2 separate regions of the Homo sapiens genome follow, and region 1 is linked to region 2. A link is an interaction called in ENCODE POLR2A ChIA-PET data of the cell type or tissue named here. Cell type or tissue: Caco-2. All regions are shown on one strand. Each heading gives the region's core, and the rest is flanking DNA. Links, peaks and the distances in the headings are about the cores only. Region 1 overlaps GTSF1 (gametocyte specific factor 1). Region 2 holds the start of HOXC8 (homeobox C8).

What was found. Peaks named below come from ENCODE experiments on the same cell type or tissue, not always from the same donor. Only the 100,000 strongest peaks of a DNase experiment are listed, where the experiment ranks them.
Region 1: POLR2A ChIA-PET joins it to region 2 with 27 read pairs; 3 of 35 experiments call an interaction of 5 or more read pairs at or near these places.

Annotation. Positions count from the first base shown.
Region 1 is chr12:54,451,190-54,459,516 of GRCh38, reverse strand. GTSF1 (gametocyte specific factor 1) reads left to right here. Exons shown (of 9, transcript NM_144594.3): 8 at 392-428; 9 at 3,364-3,560. The coding sequence ends at 408. All of the region lies in intron 3 of GPR84-AS1 (GPR84, ZNF385A, ITGA5 and GTSF1 antisense RNA 1), which reads right to left. Among named protein-coding and RNA genes, the nearest start is that of GTSF1, 18 kb to the left of the region's middle. In Caco-2, for the core only: no CTCF peak of the experiment used is centred there; no DNase peak of the experiment used is centred there.
Region 2 is chr12:54,003,544-54,011,870 of GRCh38, reverse strand. It overlaps HOXC8 (homeobox C8), which reads right to left and starts at 2,886. Exons shown (of 2, transcript NM_022658.4): 1 at 2,151-2,886; 2 at 1-782. The coding sequence starts at 2,586. The coding sequence ends at 490. RefSeq lists an enhancer at 5,400-5,479 and a silencer at 5,710-5,779. In Caco-2, for the core only: a CTCF peak has its summit at 5,746 (motif pointing left); DNase peaks (open chromatin) are centred at 2,920, 5,030 and 5,700; H3K4me3 peaks cover 3,114 bases.

The sequences.
Region 1 (8,327 bases), core at 214-8,213, 450 kb before region 2:
AGAACACCCAAGATACTGTCATTTTTACTTAATACAAACTTTCTTTTCCAATGTTGCCCCTAGATTCAGATTCTCTTGATTTCAGTCTGTGCTACTGTTTGAGCTAATTTTTAGGTGGCTAGAGGATTCACTTTAAAACGTTTCTCCCTGGATACTTGCATTTCCCAAAAAATGAAGTCACCAAATTATATGTCAAAAGGCTTGGTAGGTAAAGGTCTATTTTCTTTTCCCATGCTCTTGAATGAAATCTGATTACTAATATTAAATTCTTCTACTTTTATATTATAATTCAGTATACACAGGAATAAGTCATTTGTGTTTAGTAAGAATAGGGGATGGAGTGAATTTCAATTGACATGGTGTATTTATTTTGAAATATTTCTACTTGTAGATGGAAATGCACAGTAACTGAATACCTATCTCATCAAGTAAGTGTTTCAGTTTTATTTCACTGTCTCTTCAGATGGTAGCAAGATTTAACTGGACATAAAGCAATTTGGGTCCAATTTTCTTTCAGATTATGGTACCAAATTAAAGCTTTGTGTGTGCATGTGTTTTTTAAGTATATAGCCTCTGTTATGGCTTTACACTCTAATGAATAGGCATTTACTGGTTAAATTAGAATTCTGTTAACATGCCAATTTGTTTTCTCTAACATTAGTACACATTGCCTTTTTTTTTTTTATCAAAGTTGCATTCTAGATCTATCATGCCTCTTTTAATGGACTGAGATTAATCATTGAGCTGTGCTTCACTGCTCTGCAATTCATTCCCTGTGCAGTACAGTTTAATACTCATCAAAAAATTCATACTTTTTTTAATGAGCACTTAAAAGTTTTGGGTTTCTGGCCGGGTGCAGTGGCTCACGCCTGTAATCCCAGCACGGGGAGACCAAGGCGGGCAGACCATTTGAGGTCAGGAGTTTGAGACCAGCCTGGCCAACATGGTGAAACCCTGTCTCTACTAAAAATTCAAAAATTAGCCGGGCGTGGTGGTGCACGCCTGTAATCCCAGCAACTCGGGAGGCTGAGGCAGGAGAATCGCCTGAACTGGGAGGCAGAGGTTGCAGTGAGCCGAGATCATGCCACTGCACTCCAGTCTGGGCCACAGAGTAAGATTATGTCTCAAAAATAAAATAAAATTTAAAAAATAAAAGCTTTGGGTTTCTAAGAGTTTTACACTGTCGATCTTATCTGAGTATTTGATTTAGCAGAACCTCACAAAATCTATGTGAAGAGACCAAAATCTCTCTCACTTTTCACAGATGAAGCCTTTCCTTTAGGTTACCCTATGTGCCTGTGGCAGAGCCAAGTTTGATCCTTCAAATGTCGTCTTGGCTGAGGTTGCCCAGACACATTGCTTCTGGCAAAGGGAATGTTATAAAGGCTGAGAATGGGATTATATCCCAACTGTTTTGCAGTTAGTAGGCCCTCAGTGAATATTCATTGAATTAATGAATAATTGGCCTCTTGCATTCCAGTCTGTTCACTCTCTCTGAACAGTGAAACAGATAAATCTGTGAGTTAGTTTCATTTTGTAGTAAAACTGATGTTTCTTCTGGTAAGAAGCAGAAAAGAGATGCTAAAAGTTAACATCCCTTAGCTATAGACAATAATACTTATCAGTTGCTTCTAGGTACCAGCCATTTTTCCTAGTAGATTCTGACGTCAAATTGTTAAATACATTTGAAAGCCAGAAAATGGGATTTGGTCCCAGAAGGAAAAGAGATACACCAGCACTGGGGTACATCAGGAAAGCATACATTGAGTATGGTGGTATGCACCTATCATCCCAGCTACTTGAGAGGCTGAGACAGGAGGATCACTTGAGCCCAGGAGATCAAGGATAAAGTGTACCATGACTGTGCCTGTGAATAGCCACTGTACTCTAGCCTTAGCAACATAGTGAGACCTCGTGTCTTAAACAAAAGCAGGGAGGGCTGGGCACAGTGGCTCACACCTGTAATCCCAACACTTTGGGAGACCAAGACAGGGGGATTGCTTGAGCCCAGGAGTTTAAGACCAGCCTAGGCAACATAGTGAGACCTGTCTCTAAAAAAAGGGGTTGGAAGAGAAGCATACATTGAACAGACCTGGATAAATGGTGAATTTTGAATTCCTCTCTGATATGCTATACAAGGTGTCTGGCGATCAAACAATATGAATAGCTGTCTAGTAAAAATGGCTACTCTAAGATGAAAATCTAGGAGAAATTTCTGTGTCTATAACTTAAGACCAGACCCTTCTCTCCTTTGGGACTTAACTCTTTATGGTTAAACTCCTTACACACTAAAAATTTATTTTTCTGTGTAACTCCTGAGGGATCAGAAAAATAATTAGATTAGATAAGAATCCTTAAGCAGCCACAGACATTATCCTCTTAATAAAAATGAAGTTTTGGGTTTTTGTTTGTTTGTTTGTTTTTTGTTTTTGAGATGGAGTCTGGCTCCTGTCACACAGGCTGGAGTGCAGTGGCGCAATCTCGGCTCACTGCAACCTCCACCTCCCGGGTTCAAGCGATTCTCCTACCTCAGCCTCCCAAATAGCTGGGATTACAGGTGTGTGCCACCACGCCCGGCTAATTTTTGTATTTTTAGTAGAGATGGTGTTTCACCATGTTGGCCAGGCCAGTCTCGAACTCCTGACCTCAGGTGTTCCACCCGCCTTGGCCTCCAAATAGCTAGGATTACAGGCAGGAGCCACCACACCCGGCCATTAAGTATTATTTTCAATGCCTGTTGTTGTAGAATTCTCTAGTTTCTTTGGAAGGATACAAAAGAAATAAAAGATATGACTATGCCCTTAAGGAACTTAAGTGTGAGTGAAATGTTTTTGAATATACATACATGACAAGGGTTTGTTCACTTAGCATTTAATGTGTTTTATCCTATTTATGTTTTTATCAACAACTCCACTTTTTACTAGATAAGTACCTCAGAAGCAGGTAGTATCATACCAATTCTTGTCCCCTAATTTACATTGTAAAAGCTTAAAAACTATTTTTGAACTAATGAGTAAATACAGTATGTGAGAAAAAGATCAAGATAATTGGAGTTAATCCAGAATTGCATGAATGAATCAATTTCCTGATATTCTCCTCACTTGTAAAACTCTTGACACAGAAGTGCACATTGATTTCTGTATAGAATGTTTTTAATTCAATTAACAAGTTTCTCTGTGCTCAATGGTAGTAAAGAGTTAAAGATCAGAAGGTACTTGGTGTTCTGCCATCAACAACAGCAGATTCCTCCAGCAGAACAAGATAATTTAATTGGGTTATAGTTGTGTGGCCCATTGTCAGATGTAGTTGGTGCTTTTTTCATTGAAAAAAACTAAGAACTTTTTTTTCTCCATTTACTTGCAGATGCCAGACCCTAGAAGACTGTTGCTTCTTCTTCTACCAGTGGGTTCTCATTTTCCTCCTAATCTAATTATAGAATGGTAAACTCCCTGTGACTTTCCAAACTGACAAGCACACTTTTTTCCTCCCCCCTTGAATCCTCATTTAATGCAAGAACCCTCATACTCAGAAGCTTCCAAATAAACCTTTGATACAGATTGCTTAATAGTTTGGTCAAGTACCTGCAGCCCCAAGATCAGAGATCATGTCCAATTCCACATTAATGAACCATAATGATTTAAAGTTTTCTTAAAGGATCTAACTGAAATAGACAGGAAACTTGGGTTAGAAAAGGTAACTGTGTATTTGTGTTCTCTGACACACATGGACCAAATTCCTTTTAGTGTTTGTAGCAATGGACTTTTTCTGATCAGTGCATCTGTTTATCCATTCTCTAAGATACTGATAACATTTATAAAGCAAAATACTCCATTCTTATTTATAGTCTTTAGGACATCTTACTGCCTATCCAACCTAGGGTAGTTTTATTCATCTCCCCACATTCCAGCTAGAAATTGTACTAGCAGTCAATCTAAGTGTGGATTATGTAGGAATTAAGATTGGAATGGAGGGGAGGAAGTATACCTGTGGAGAAGAGATGGGCTTTCCACCTGTGTGTGAAATTTGATTAAGCTTCGGAGTTTAAATGTGTAAAGGCCCTGCTGACTGCCCTGGGATATGCGTGTAACGACTTAGATTTCTGAAACACCCAAAGCTCTGGCTATCCTAGCATCTTGTGGATTCTTATAAGGAGACTTTATAATCTCCCCAGACCAGTTTTTTGTTTGTTTGGATTATTTTTGAGTTTTGTTTTTGTTTTTTTGTTTTTGAGATGGAGTTTCACTCTTGGTCCTAAGGCTGGAGTGCAATGGTGCGACCTTGGCCCACTGCAACCTCTGCCTCCCAGGTTCAAGTGGTTCTCCTGCCTCAGCCTCCTGAGTAGCTGGGATTACAGGCATGTGACACCATGTCCGGCTAATTTTGTATTTTTAATAGAGGTGGGGTTTCTGCATGTTGGTCAGGCTGGTCTCGAACTCCCGACCTCAGGTGATCCGCCTGCCTTGGCCTCCCAAAGTGCTGGGATTACAGGCATGAGCCACTGCACCCAGCTTGTTTGGTTTTTATCAGGTTAGGTTTGGTTTTAAAAGTGTCTAGCATGGTGGGGAGGCATTTGGGATCTGGTATAGATAGGGACTTGGATGAAGAATACTGAAACATTTCCAAAAAAGATTCTCTAGCATGGTTTGAAGATGACAGATTAAAAAGAGGGAGTGGACTCCTGTGGAATACCTCCTTCCAAGAGTTTTACACAAAACAGGATTCTCCCCCTAATGAAGCAGAGCTGTTCATTTAGCTCCAATCTTTAAAAACAGGTTCAAAATAAGACCCAGCACAATAGTATTTCTGCTTCCAGCTATGTGATCTTAATAAGTAGGCTATTTCTCCTGGAAAAGGTAGTATATTAAGGAGGAAAAAATACACCTATATGTCCCCTAATTCCGGTAGTCATTTATGTTTGTATATCAGTACCTCACAACAACTTTATTTTAAAGAAGTCATATTACTGATAAATACAAAACACTTTTTTATTTTATTTTGGTGATGACAAAACAAAACTGTCTATACTGCACTTAGAACCTAGAACTCCTACCTAGTTTAGGAAAAACAAGTAATATGAGTTTCATTGCAAAGAGCTACTCAAATACAACTCAACAAAGGAATTAAATAGAAATTAATTTATTCATGGGGCTCAGTGTCTTATGCCTGTAATCCCAGCACTTTGGGAGGCCAAGGTGGGTGGATCACTTGAGGCCAGGAGTTTGAGACCAGCCTGGCAACATAATGAAACCTGATCTCTACTAAAAATGGCAAAAAGTTAGCCAGCATGAGGGTGCGTGCCTGTGGTCCCAGCTACTCAGGAGGCTGAGGCATGAGCATCGCTTGAACCCAGGAGCTGGAGGTTGCAGTGAGCCAAGATCGCATCACTGCACTCCAGCCTGGGCAACAGGGCGAGATTCTGTCTCAAAAAAGGAAAAAAAAGAAAATAGTTACTTTGTGCTTCTTAACTATTTAAAGGGTCAAGGTAAGCTAACATCTATCATTCATGAAAAATATTTTGTTATTTTAGGAGGACATCTCTTTGCTCATGACTACTAGGACATAATCACAAAACATCTGACCTTTTGGAGTGTGAGTAGCACTCACTACAGGAGAATGCCTGCCTGTGTTGATTTTGTTAGCTCACAAAATAGTTCTGTTTCTTTTTTTTTTTTTTCTTTTTGAGATGGAGTCTTGCTCTGTCTCCAGGCTGGAGTGCAGTGGCGCGATCTTGGCTCACCGCAACCTTCAACTCCCTGGTTCAAGCAATTCTTCTGCCTCAGGCTCCCGAATAGCTGGGACTACAGGCACCCGCCACCACACCTGGCTAATTTTTGTGTTTTTAGTAGAGACAGGGTTTCACCATGTTGGCCAGGATGGTCTCGATCTCCCGACCTCATGATCCACCCACCTCGGCCTCCCAAAGTGCTGGGATTACAGGCTTGAGCCACCGTGCCCAGCCAGTTCTGTTTCTTTAGTAAACTAATGATTAAAGCCACCAAATTGTCTGGTCACAAGCTTTTAAGGCCTAGGATTCACTAACCTAGATTTAATTGGCAGGAAATTTTTGGAGATCCCCAAAAACTAGTAAAAAGAAACAGTTCTTAGGCCAGACGCAGTGGCTCATACCTGTAATCCCAGCACTTTGGGAGGCCAAGGCGGGTAGATCACTTGAGGTCAGGAGTTCGAGACCAGCCTGGCCAACATGGCAAAACCCCGTCTATACTAAAAATACAAAAAAAATTAGCCAAGTGTGGTGGCGGGCACCTGTAATCCCAGCTACTTGGGAGTCTGAGGAAGTAGAATCACTTGAACCCGGGAGGCAGAGATTGCAATGAGCCTAGATCATGCCACTACACTCCAGCCTGGGTGACAGAGTGAGACTCCCATCTAAAAGAAAAAGGAAAAAAGAAAAAAAGAAATGGTTCTTGGGAGGGAAAGCTTGCTTATCTTTGGGACCTTCCTTTTCAAAGGATACCCTTCCTTTGGAATGTGAACAGTGGAAGGTAAACAGTTGAATATTCTGCCTCAGTTTCAGCTAAAGTCAAGTGTTATGGTTAAAGGTTAAATGCAGAGGTATTTCAAAAGCTTAGCCCAGAGAGATCTAAGCTTTGAGTCCTGCATTTTAGTCTCCTCCAGGGTTTCCACACTCTACCCAAGGAGAGGATTTGCTTTTTGGAAGATTGCCTTTCTCCATAGGGGTTCTACAAGTGCCATTGTGATTTGCAAATGCTCTCACCAGGAAAAAACAAATGTAGGTGATAAGTGATGCTTAGCTCTCCTGGTAGTTGTACCTGAGCTAAACAAGGAGAGTATTTGGACTTAATTTCAAATAATGCCCTTTCATTGGTAAGGCAGAACAGTAGCTGCTTGTGTTTGTCTCTCAGACAAAATGTACAGTATATACTGTACTGGCATTCTTGTATTCCTTTAGTTGTACTTTTCACAATTCATATTAAACTCCAAAATAGGCAAAAACTGAGGAGATAATATTATACTTATTTTTACCATTTTTAAAGAAGCAAGTTGTAAAAATTAAAGCAATTTATATACTGTATTTTAAATGATTAAAACTGGACTGGCCTTAGACATCTAGGAAAATACGCATTTTCATGTGCCAGTTCAATGGTAGAATAAGGAAAAACTACCTAAATTTCATGCAAAAATACTATAACAACTGCTCATTCCTTTGACCACTGTCTTCCTGATACTGTTAAGGTTCAGAACATATTTACATCCTACTTTACAGTGTTGGCCTCTTCAGAGATCACTGAAAACACACTAACCTGTTACCTCATACTACCCCTCAGCTGACTTTCCATTCCAGCCACACTAAGGTCTGATAAATGCAAACCTGTGTATGAACAGGGCATTTGCCTTTTACACAGCAATTCACTGCCTGATCCAACTCATTTAACTCATAAACTTGTTAACAGGTCAGACAAAAATGAAATATAGGATTGTTTGTAGCTAGGAAGAACAGCATCCTAAACAGTAACCCAAAGAACAGCTATTTGGTCAACAGATTTGCATTGGTATTTACCTTAAAGACTGGTTTATATGAAACTAAAATAGTGTAAGAGACTTTGAGGAAACCTATAGAAGACAAGTTTAGTTGTTTTATATATGTAAGGAGGAAATCAGGTTTATTGAAAACCACTGCTTATGAACCCAACCATGCCTCTTAATTTTTATTAAAATACTTGTCACTGAAATAAAGTAAGTTTTTTCAAGTTTGTCTGTTTCAGTTGTTGCCTCAGACCAGCATCCTGAATCCCCTTGACCCCCGCCCCTATTGTTCTACTGTCTCTGCTTTACCAATTCCCAAGTTAAGTGAAGCCCACCATGTTTTACTCTGTTCCTTCTAGGTTATCAAGCATAGTTACAGAAAATCATATGTTTTCATTGGACAGGGTCTGGGGCTTAGATTTAGCTCCTTGTGTTAGTTTTCTCTAGAGTAGATCTTTATAGTAGAGATGCAAATTGAAAGGAATTGAAAGTCTTGTTCTTGAAATTAGAAGCTCCACTGAGATATCCTTTTGTTGAACTGCAGATTTCGACAAAGGAGTCTGTTTTAGCTTTATAAAACCCTGCAAAAATAAGCATTCACATGGTTCCCACTAGGTATGTAAATTTGATATCCACCTATTGTATCCCATATAGAGCTGAAAGGGGCTGGGCGTGGTGGCTCATGCCTGTAATCCCAGCACTTTGGGAGGCTGAGGCAGGTGGATCACTTGAGGTTAGGAGTTCGAGACCAGCTTGGCCAACAAGGCGAAACCCTGTCTCTATTAAAAATACAAAAATTAGCCATGGTGGCAAACTCCTGT
Region 2 (8,327 bases), core at 147-8,146:
TCTGTCCTTTCCTTTTTAGAAAAAGTACATCTAGTACACTAGCCTTAGCATAAAAACAAAACCACAAGTCCTTTTCTGCATTTCGAGGGGGCTCCCCTCTAAAATAAATACCAGAGAAGCAGGGAGGTGGGAGTGTGGTGAGAGACAGACCGAGGAGCACGGAGGCCAGGTCTCAGACCTTAAAATCCAGGAAGGACTCAGAAGGGTGGGGGCAGGGACAAGTGTGTGTGGGGCAAGGAGTGAGACAGAGAGTCCGAACTTTTCACTGTTTCTCCGTCTCCCCCCTCCAGCCCCCAAACAAATAAAGAGTGGGGGAAGTCCAAAGGTAATAAAACCAGAGCTGCAAGTATCTGACAGGTAGTTAGAGTTGTGAGTGTCATTCTATTCTCTATAAAAGCAAATGACAGTCGTAAACTTCTCAATTTATCTGCTACCATAAAACGAAACTTCAAGGGAGTTGCTAAGGGGGGGGGGGTCTTTCTTTTTTGCTTAGTCCTTGTTTTCTTCCTTTTCCTCCTCTTCTTTCTCCTCTTCCTCATTTCCTTCTTCCTCCACCTTCTCCTCATCTCGGGCTCCCGGCAGTTTATCCTTGTTGTTCTCCTTTTTCCACTTCATCCTTCGGTTCTGGAACCAGATCTTCACTTGTCTCTCGGTCAGTCCCAGGGCATGAGAGACTTCAATCCGACGTTTTCGTGTCAAATAAGGATTAAAGAGAAACTCCTTTTCTAGTTCCAAGGTCTGATACCGGCTGTAAGTTTGCCGTCCACTGCGCCTCCCCGGAGCTGGACAGAAGAAAACCCCAGTCTGGTTACGTTTGGATGGGGGCTTGGTTTTCCTTTGCCACTCTTCCTACTCTAAACTCCCCTCTCTGATCTCCTCAGTTCGCCTCCCCTCTATGGAAAAGGCTAGAGCAGAAGGCAGACAAGGGCAGAAAAGTTGGGGGATTGTTTTTGTTTGGCTTCACCTTGGGAGGTGGGGTGGGGGTGGGGGCTAGGGTCTGTTTGGAAACTGGGGCCTTTCAGGGGCTGGGGAGCCCTGTAGAATCCCCCCCACCAGGCCTGTAATCCTAGGAACTGGCCTTTGCAGCTTTGTTTACAAGTGCAGCAGGGCATTTAGTGAGCGAGGCTGGGGACAGACTGTTTCCAAAAGAAAGGAAAAAAAGCTGGGGGTAAAGAAGAGGGGCTCTGCCCACTGCCCTCTCCTTGTCTCTCTCTGCCTAATGCTTTTCCAATAAGAAAAATAATTGATCTGCTGGAATGTGTCACCGCTCCGCCTGATTGCTAACTGGAGACCAGCAAATAAATCATGGGCCATCCCCGCCGGAACTTGTCGCTTTATCGCTTCCCCCTGTACTTCGAAATTGGGCCATGAGGGGCCACCCTTGGAGGGGCTCATGACCTAAGCTACTCTGCAGGTCTCAGGGAGACCCCACAAGTCCTTGATTGGGGGGGCGGCTAGGGTCTTCTGGACCTCAGGAACCCCTAATCTCTATGGCCTCTCTCCTTTTGAGCACTCTTTTTTCCCCCTCCTCTCAGGCTCCCCCGTCTTCTCCCAACTGGGGGAAGTATAAAAAAGTTGGGGTAGTGGCCCTCAGGCTGGTTCTCTGAGAGGAGGTTATGGGTGCCCTAGAGAGCCAGAGAGCCTGTCCTTAGAGTCTCACCACACTCTGGCTAGGGCAGAGCAACAGGGGTCTGTCTCCCTTTGCCCCAAGACAGCCTGGCCAGTGTCCTGGACTCCAGGCTCCCTGCCTCTGGAGAAACTGGTTTGTTCCAAAGGCTGACAGTCTCAGGGTACTCAGGGTACCATTCCCAGCCACCTCCCCAACTTTGACTTTAGAGATGGGGAGTGGGAGAGTCAGAGAGAGACAGACAGACAGAGATGGAGAAAACGATTTTTAACCCTTTGCGGCCACACACCAGCTTTCTCTCACCTTCACCCCAATCCCCTAAATGTTCTAGGCACCCCCTCCCTGCCCCGCCCCAGCGGAGCCTTCCCAACTTCGAGAAAACCACCCAGGCACAGGCACGGGGGTGGGGCGGGAGAGACCCCAAAGCCAGGAGAAAAAGCGAGGGCAGACAAAAAGGAGGCGAGGGAGGGGGGGAAACCCTGGAGCGCGGGAGACCAAGGGGGAAAGAGAAAAGGCTTCTCACCGTGGGGTCTCATCCATGGAAACATGAGGCTGGGAGACGAGTTTTGATTTAAGTGGCCTTGTCCTTCGCTACTGTTAGTGTTGGCGGAGGATTTACAGTCGGGATATTGCACCACGCTCGCCTCTTGCTGAGCCCCATAAAGGGACTGTCTGGGGAGCGCCTCGTAGCCATAGAATTTGGAGGCGTCTCCGTGGCAGCTAAGCGAGCACGGGTTCTGCTGGTAGCCTGAGTTGGAGATGCCGGAGGTGCCGTGGTGGAAGAAGTCTTGAACGTGGTGCGAAGCGTGCTGGAAGCCGGGCGCCGAGCCGCCGGGCCCGTACACCAGCGCATGGCTCCTGCCCACGCTCTGAGGGAACCGGCAGTCGTAATAGGCCGGTTCCAGGGACTCGCCGGCTTTGTATTTGGAGAACAGGGGGTTGACGAAGTAGGAGCTCATGCTGGGTACATGAAAACCCGCGGCCCCCTCCCCTCTGGCTCACGAGTACCCCGCCCAGTACCCCCGAAACTCCCCTCCCCCCGGGACCGAACCCCAGGCCAGCTGGCTCCCCGGGACTGGGCTGGGCTGGTGGGCTGGGGGCTGGGCAGGTTGGGGGGCGCCTCGGTGCTGAGCTCGGCCGGATCAGCAGAGCTCCCGGGGCTGGGGCGCGGGCGGCGGCGGCGGCGGGCGGCGAGCGGGCGGCGGCGGCGGCGGCGGCGCTCCTCACTGTCGGTAGGTAGAGCTCGCGCTCTCTCACTTAGCTCTTTCCTCTAACAGCCCAGGCGAATTCCTCAGACTCCCGGCGGTGGCGGCGCTTACACGCGATTCGCGTTCATCAATCCACGACATGAAGACAGGCGAGAGAGAGAGAGAGAGAGAGAGAGAGAGAGAGAGAGAGAGAGAGAGAGAGAGAGAGATGGCGGGGGTTGAGGGGTACAGGGCTGGGGGGACCTGGAGGAAGGGGAGGGGAGGAGAGGGGGAGGGATGGGGGTGTGTGGTGTGTGTAGGGGGGTGGTGAGCCAGCCCCAGCTAATGGCTGGGGCCAGTTTTCCAGGGTACGAATTTAGATGTGAAGGTGCCTCTCGCCCCCAGCCTCGCTTCTCTTTTCCTTCTTCTCAGAGAGAGAGAGATACCTGAGCCAGCAGGTCAACCCAGGTTACCTCAACAGGTATAAGACCTCCAAGGGGATGAATACCTGCAAGCCAGAGCAGGGCCCCTAACCCAAAAGATGGGCTTCCTAGGGGGTCCCTAAGTCTGGAGACTTTGAGGAGGAACAAGCACACCATACTCCCAAATACTTCAGGCATCAGACCCTCCATCCCCTGGCCCCTCCCCAGGGTCCGAAGCTGTTCTGTCTTCTTCCTTAGATCCAGGAGACTCTCTTGCTACCTGCTATGGGTAGAGGAGAGGGTCAGAGGAGGTGGGGCTGGGGAAAACTCCATATACCCAGTCAGGGCCACACTGCCCCTTCAGACACGAGCCCCTGCATGGAGCAGGAAACCCAGGCAATGGCCACAAGCTTGGCTAGGGGCTCTGAGAGCAAAGCTGCTTATGGAGACTAAAAGGAAAGGGCAGCTGTGTGTCCCTGGTTTCTAGCTGGGCTGATTCAGGACATTTCTTCTTAGGAGACTATTTGCATCTGAGTTGGAGGGGACTGGAGCAGGCCTCTTACTTGTCCCCACATACCCCCATGCCATAGGAAATGCCAGCTCAGCCTGGTGGGGCCCCTGGCTTCACTGCAGCTCCCTCTTCCCCAGGCAGGCTGCCCAGGCCAGGATGTGGATGGGAACTATCAACAGACACTCTTTAAATATTTATCCACACTTTCTCTGGAGGGTTCCCCCATCCCCAAGACTGAATACGTTCAAGTTAATTCTAATGGATTAAAGAACCTTAGTCCATCAGCACCCTTCTCTGGCCATAAGTGTGTACAGTGATTTGGGCTTAACACAGACAGAGAGAAAAAGGGAGAAGGTGAGAATACATGCATGCTGTGTGCATATGAATGAAAAAGATGAGTAAGAATTATTTTTCCAGTCCTCTCCCTCACCAGGGTGTGAGGCTGTTACACCCAGGAAATCCTAGAGCACACTCAGGACACACACACACTGTACGTGCTACTTTTCACCCTGAGACACATCAAGTCCATGCTCAGTGTAAACTAGCACACACATGCCTGGAAGCATCCCTGCCACCTCACAGACACTGTACGCACATGTGCACACCCAGGCACACATGCATACATGCCTGACAAACACAGATGCATCTTTAGGTCTTTGCATTATGAAAGCAAAATGCTACCTGTTTTTCTTCCACATCCTGGGGGTTTCAGGGTTGGATGAGGAAGGAGGTGGTTAGGCAACCAGACCTTTTCCTTCCCCATCCGGAGCCCAGCTCTGGAGATGGAAGAAGGAATGGCGGTTCAGGGCAGGATGGTTTAGAGAGAATGAACACCTCCTCCCACCCAACCCAGTCCCCCTATTATCTAAGTAATTGCTGGGGAAATGGCCACTCTCTGTCAAATTCCCAAAGGAGATTCACTGGTGCAGGCAGCAAGAGCTCCCTCCAGGATCCCCTGCATTTGGGGAATCCCACCCCCATCTCAGGAGCTGCCCAAACTCTTAGACACCCAGAACTCTGGCATTGGAGCAGCACGAGGGAAGGGTCAGAAGAGGGCTGTGCCAGGGCTGCAGGCCTCCCTAGGGTCCAGAACAGTAGGGGTCAGGACAGGGCGTCTCTACCCGTACCACAGCTCGCTTCAGCCTTGGCTCCAGCCCTGCCTTTTCTGAGCCTGCTCTTCGGGTGCTGCGATGAACAGAGTGGACTCTGGGCTCCCAGCATCTGGGTCACTGGAGACTGTCATAAATACTTTCTCTTCCCAGCCTGGAAAAAGGAGGCCCAGAGGGCTGGATCCGCTCTGGGGCCTGCGCCTTATCATTTAGGGGGTGGGGTGGGGGGATATTTCGACATTTTATGGTCCAGCGAAAACCCTGCCAGAGAGCTATTCTTCCGGGGCTTTGTGTCTTGGAATGCGACTGTCCCGAGTGTGCCGCCACCGCCGCCTGCCCGGAGAGCCCACCAGTCCCGCAACCCCTGGCCGGACTTGGTTTCCCCTTTTGGGGATCCCTCACCGTTCTTTCATTTGTTTGTTTGCTTTCTTTTACACGTTATCTGGTTTATTTCGCTCCCCGAGCCTGGAAATAAAGGAACCGAAAGCAGCCATCCTCGCCGAGGCCGTCTCTGTCCCTCTCCCCGAGGCCTGCACCGCCCTCATAGGTACCACGGATTTATGTTCGTTTGTCCGGGTCATTCTGCCTTTTTGTGTTAATTACGCGCTGCCTGCTTTGCACTTATCTCCTCCACAAAGCGATTATTTTTAATGCCTGCCCTCCTGAGCCTTCCGAGCCCGCTGCCAGATCGAGGGCCCATCTCCCGCTGCCACTCGCGAATTATTTACACCTCGCAGGTGAGAGGATTGATTTGCTCAGAGCCAGTGGGGCCGGGCCGGCCGAGGCGCGGGGCCTTCTTGCAGCGGCTGCGGGCCGGGCCTCAAATGTCAGTGCGGCCAGGGCGGCCCGGGGCACCGCCGCCTCTAACATTGAGCAACAGCGCCACCTCGCGTCCATTTGGTCCAATGCAGTCCGGCTGGGAAAAAGCTAACAAGAGGTCCCAGGCTTGCCCCAAAGGTGGGAAGTGGGAGGAAGGAACCTCCAGATGGGTGCTCAAGAGAGAGATTCCCTGGGAGTTGCCCCAGGACTGCTGTTCTTTTGTTTTCTAAGTTCTTGAAATAAAACCTTGTGAAAGGTTCCACACTGTTTTCTCTTTTTGTTACCCTCCCTTCTCCAATTAAGAGACTCTAAGCAAAGCAACTGCCGCGATCTCCCCCCATTCAGGCGCATTTCTGGGCTTGGAACATCTCCGCGAACGCGGATGCACGCTCCGAGGCTCCCACGACGGCTTGCCCGCGGCGCGCACCCTAAAGTCCTCCCTCCTCTTACCCTGATGCTGGCCCCGCACCGACTATTCCGCCGCCGCCTGCAGGACTTTGGGGTGGGACTCGGACTTCTCCAGGCTGTTTGACCCCTGGTTTGTAGCCCATCCCTCTCGCGCGCGCGCTCTCCACCTCTCCCTCTCAGCCAGTGAGGTCCTGTTCTCCGTGGGCCATAGACAAAACATTCCTATAATCCGATTTCAAAGGAAAGTGTCCACCTTATTTAAACCATAAAACAATTAAGCCCAGACGTCTAGCCAGCTCCGCGCTGCTGTTTTGTTCGGCCCCATTGAGAACCCAGAACAGGGAGACAAACAGCGCCATAAAAGTGGCATTTCGGGGCTGCGGAAATGTACCTATCCGCTGCCTTCTCAAGTGGAACAATCTTTAGGGTTTTGTGATTCTGACAAAGGAGCAGAGGAGAGGTGGGAGGGGAAGATTAGGGGAAGAGGGCGTTTGCTAGCCCCTCTCTACCCCCAGCTTTCATTTCTTTCCCCAGATGCGTGTTGTGTTGTTAATTCGTAAATGATAGCGAATAAAAAATGATTCCAATCCTGACCTGCAGGCTGGGCTGGGATTGAACAGTGGGCCGGGCCGGGTGGGCCTGTTCTGCATCCCATGCTTTCCTCAGGGTCCTCCAAGCCCGCGGCCCTCCTTCCTGCCCGCAGTAAGGCCGCTCAGGCCGGCTGCAGGAAGCAGGCCGCGCTGATGGACGCTGAGGGGAGGCGACAGGGCCTGGGAGCAGGGGCGGGGTGGAAGCCCGGAAACGCCGCTCTCGGTCTGGGAGAGAAGCCCGCATCCCAGCGCTCCCGACCAGGGGAGAGAGGGGTGTCTTGGCCTCCACTGGGTGGGGAACAGGAGTCAGAGTTCCAGAACAGCAAAATGGCCAAAGAGAGGTGTGAGGAAGGAGAAAAACTATAGGCAAAACACCTTTCAAATGGACCAAGAAAACAATGCTTCTGGAATTGGGGAGGCGGTCTCCTAAGCTCGAAAGAGGAGCTGGTGCTTCAGCGACTGCGAAGTCCCTTGTTGCGACTTGATTGCCCCCCAGTATTATCGAAACAAAATTTTCACCCCTTCCTACCCTCCTCCAGCCACCGACATTGGAGTTTTAATAGAAGGAGAGAGTAGGAGATTCAAATGATGGGGAAGGGGCTGGTCCCTACAAGTGTCTCACCATCCTGTAAGGTGATGCTACGGGGAGCAGCACATGGGCTGGGTCTCTATTTTTTTTCACGGAGTATCTCCCCAAATATTCAGAGCGACACCCTGCACCTTTGGCAGAATGGGCAGCTTGAGATATTAAATGACTATATTTCAAGCAGTCTGATTTTAACAGTTTCCAGATTGGGGGATTTCCGAGAAAGGGGGCGCTGGGCCGAGGCATACCCGGCAGCTTGTGTCTGCTTCTGATTAGCAGATTAAAACTGCTGGTTCTAGGAAGGCGCCCTGGGGTGCAGTACAGCCGATCAGCCCCACCGGACTGTTACACACACATCCCCACATCTTTGCGCTTGGGGTCCCACGGCCACCAGGGAGCACCCCACTCCTGGCTAATCTCTGGCCAGCTTCCTTGGGCCTTGGGCACACCATCCCCCAGAAATGCTGCAGCTGCACAGCGTGACCCAGTCACCCCCAGACAAACATTCAAACTAAACACCAGAGTAGGGGAGACAGAGATTGGGAAGAAAAGAACTAGGAGAAGGGGATCGAGGAGCTGAGACTGCATTGAGAAGTAGAAACTACATCTAATTCTGATTGTATTGGCTTTGCCATCTTTCTCCTTCCCTCCTTCCTTTCCTTTCTTCCTTCTTTTCTTTCCTCTCTCCTTCCATGTCCCATCTCTTCTCTCTCACTGTGTTTTTCTTCTTTTTCTTCCACTGCAGTCCCCAGTGCCTGTCCTGCTCCCTGAGGCCTGCCTGGCCTTCCTCCTAGTCACACGCCCCCTCCCAGCCTTCTTTCCCAGCCATCCCTGGAAGCACCAAAGCACCAATGCCGCCAGGCAAGAATCCAGCCTGGGCCCTCACCCAGCACCCAACTTTCATCTTCACCTATCTCTTCCCTCCAATCTCATGTACTCATAAATTATTACAATTAATTACAGCCAAGGAAAGCCATTCATGCCGTGCCTCTCCCGCGCACTCCATCTAGCCACCAGGAAACTTGTAGGCAGCCAGCCGGGGAAAGCACAAGCTGGGCCTGGGCCTCA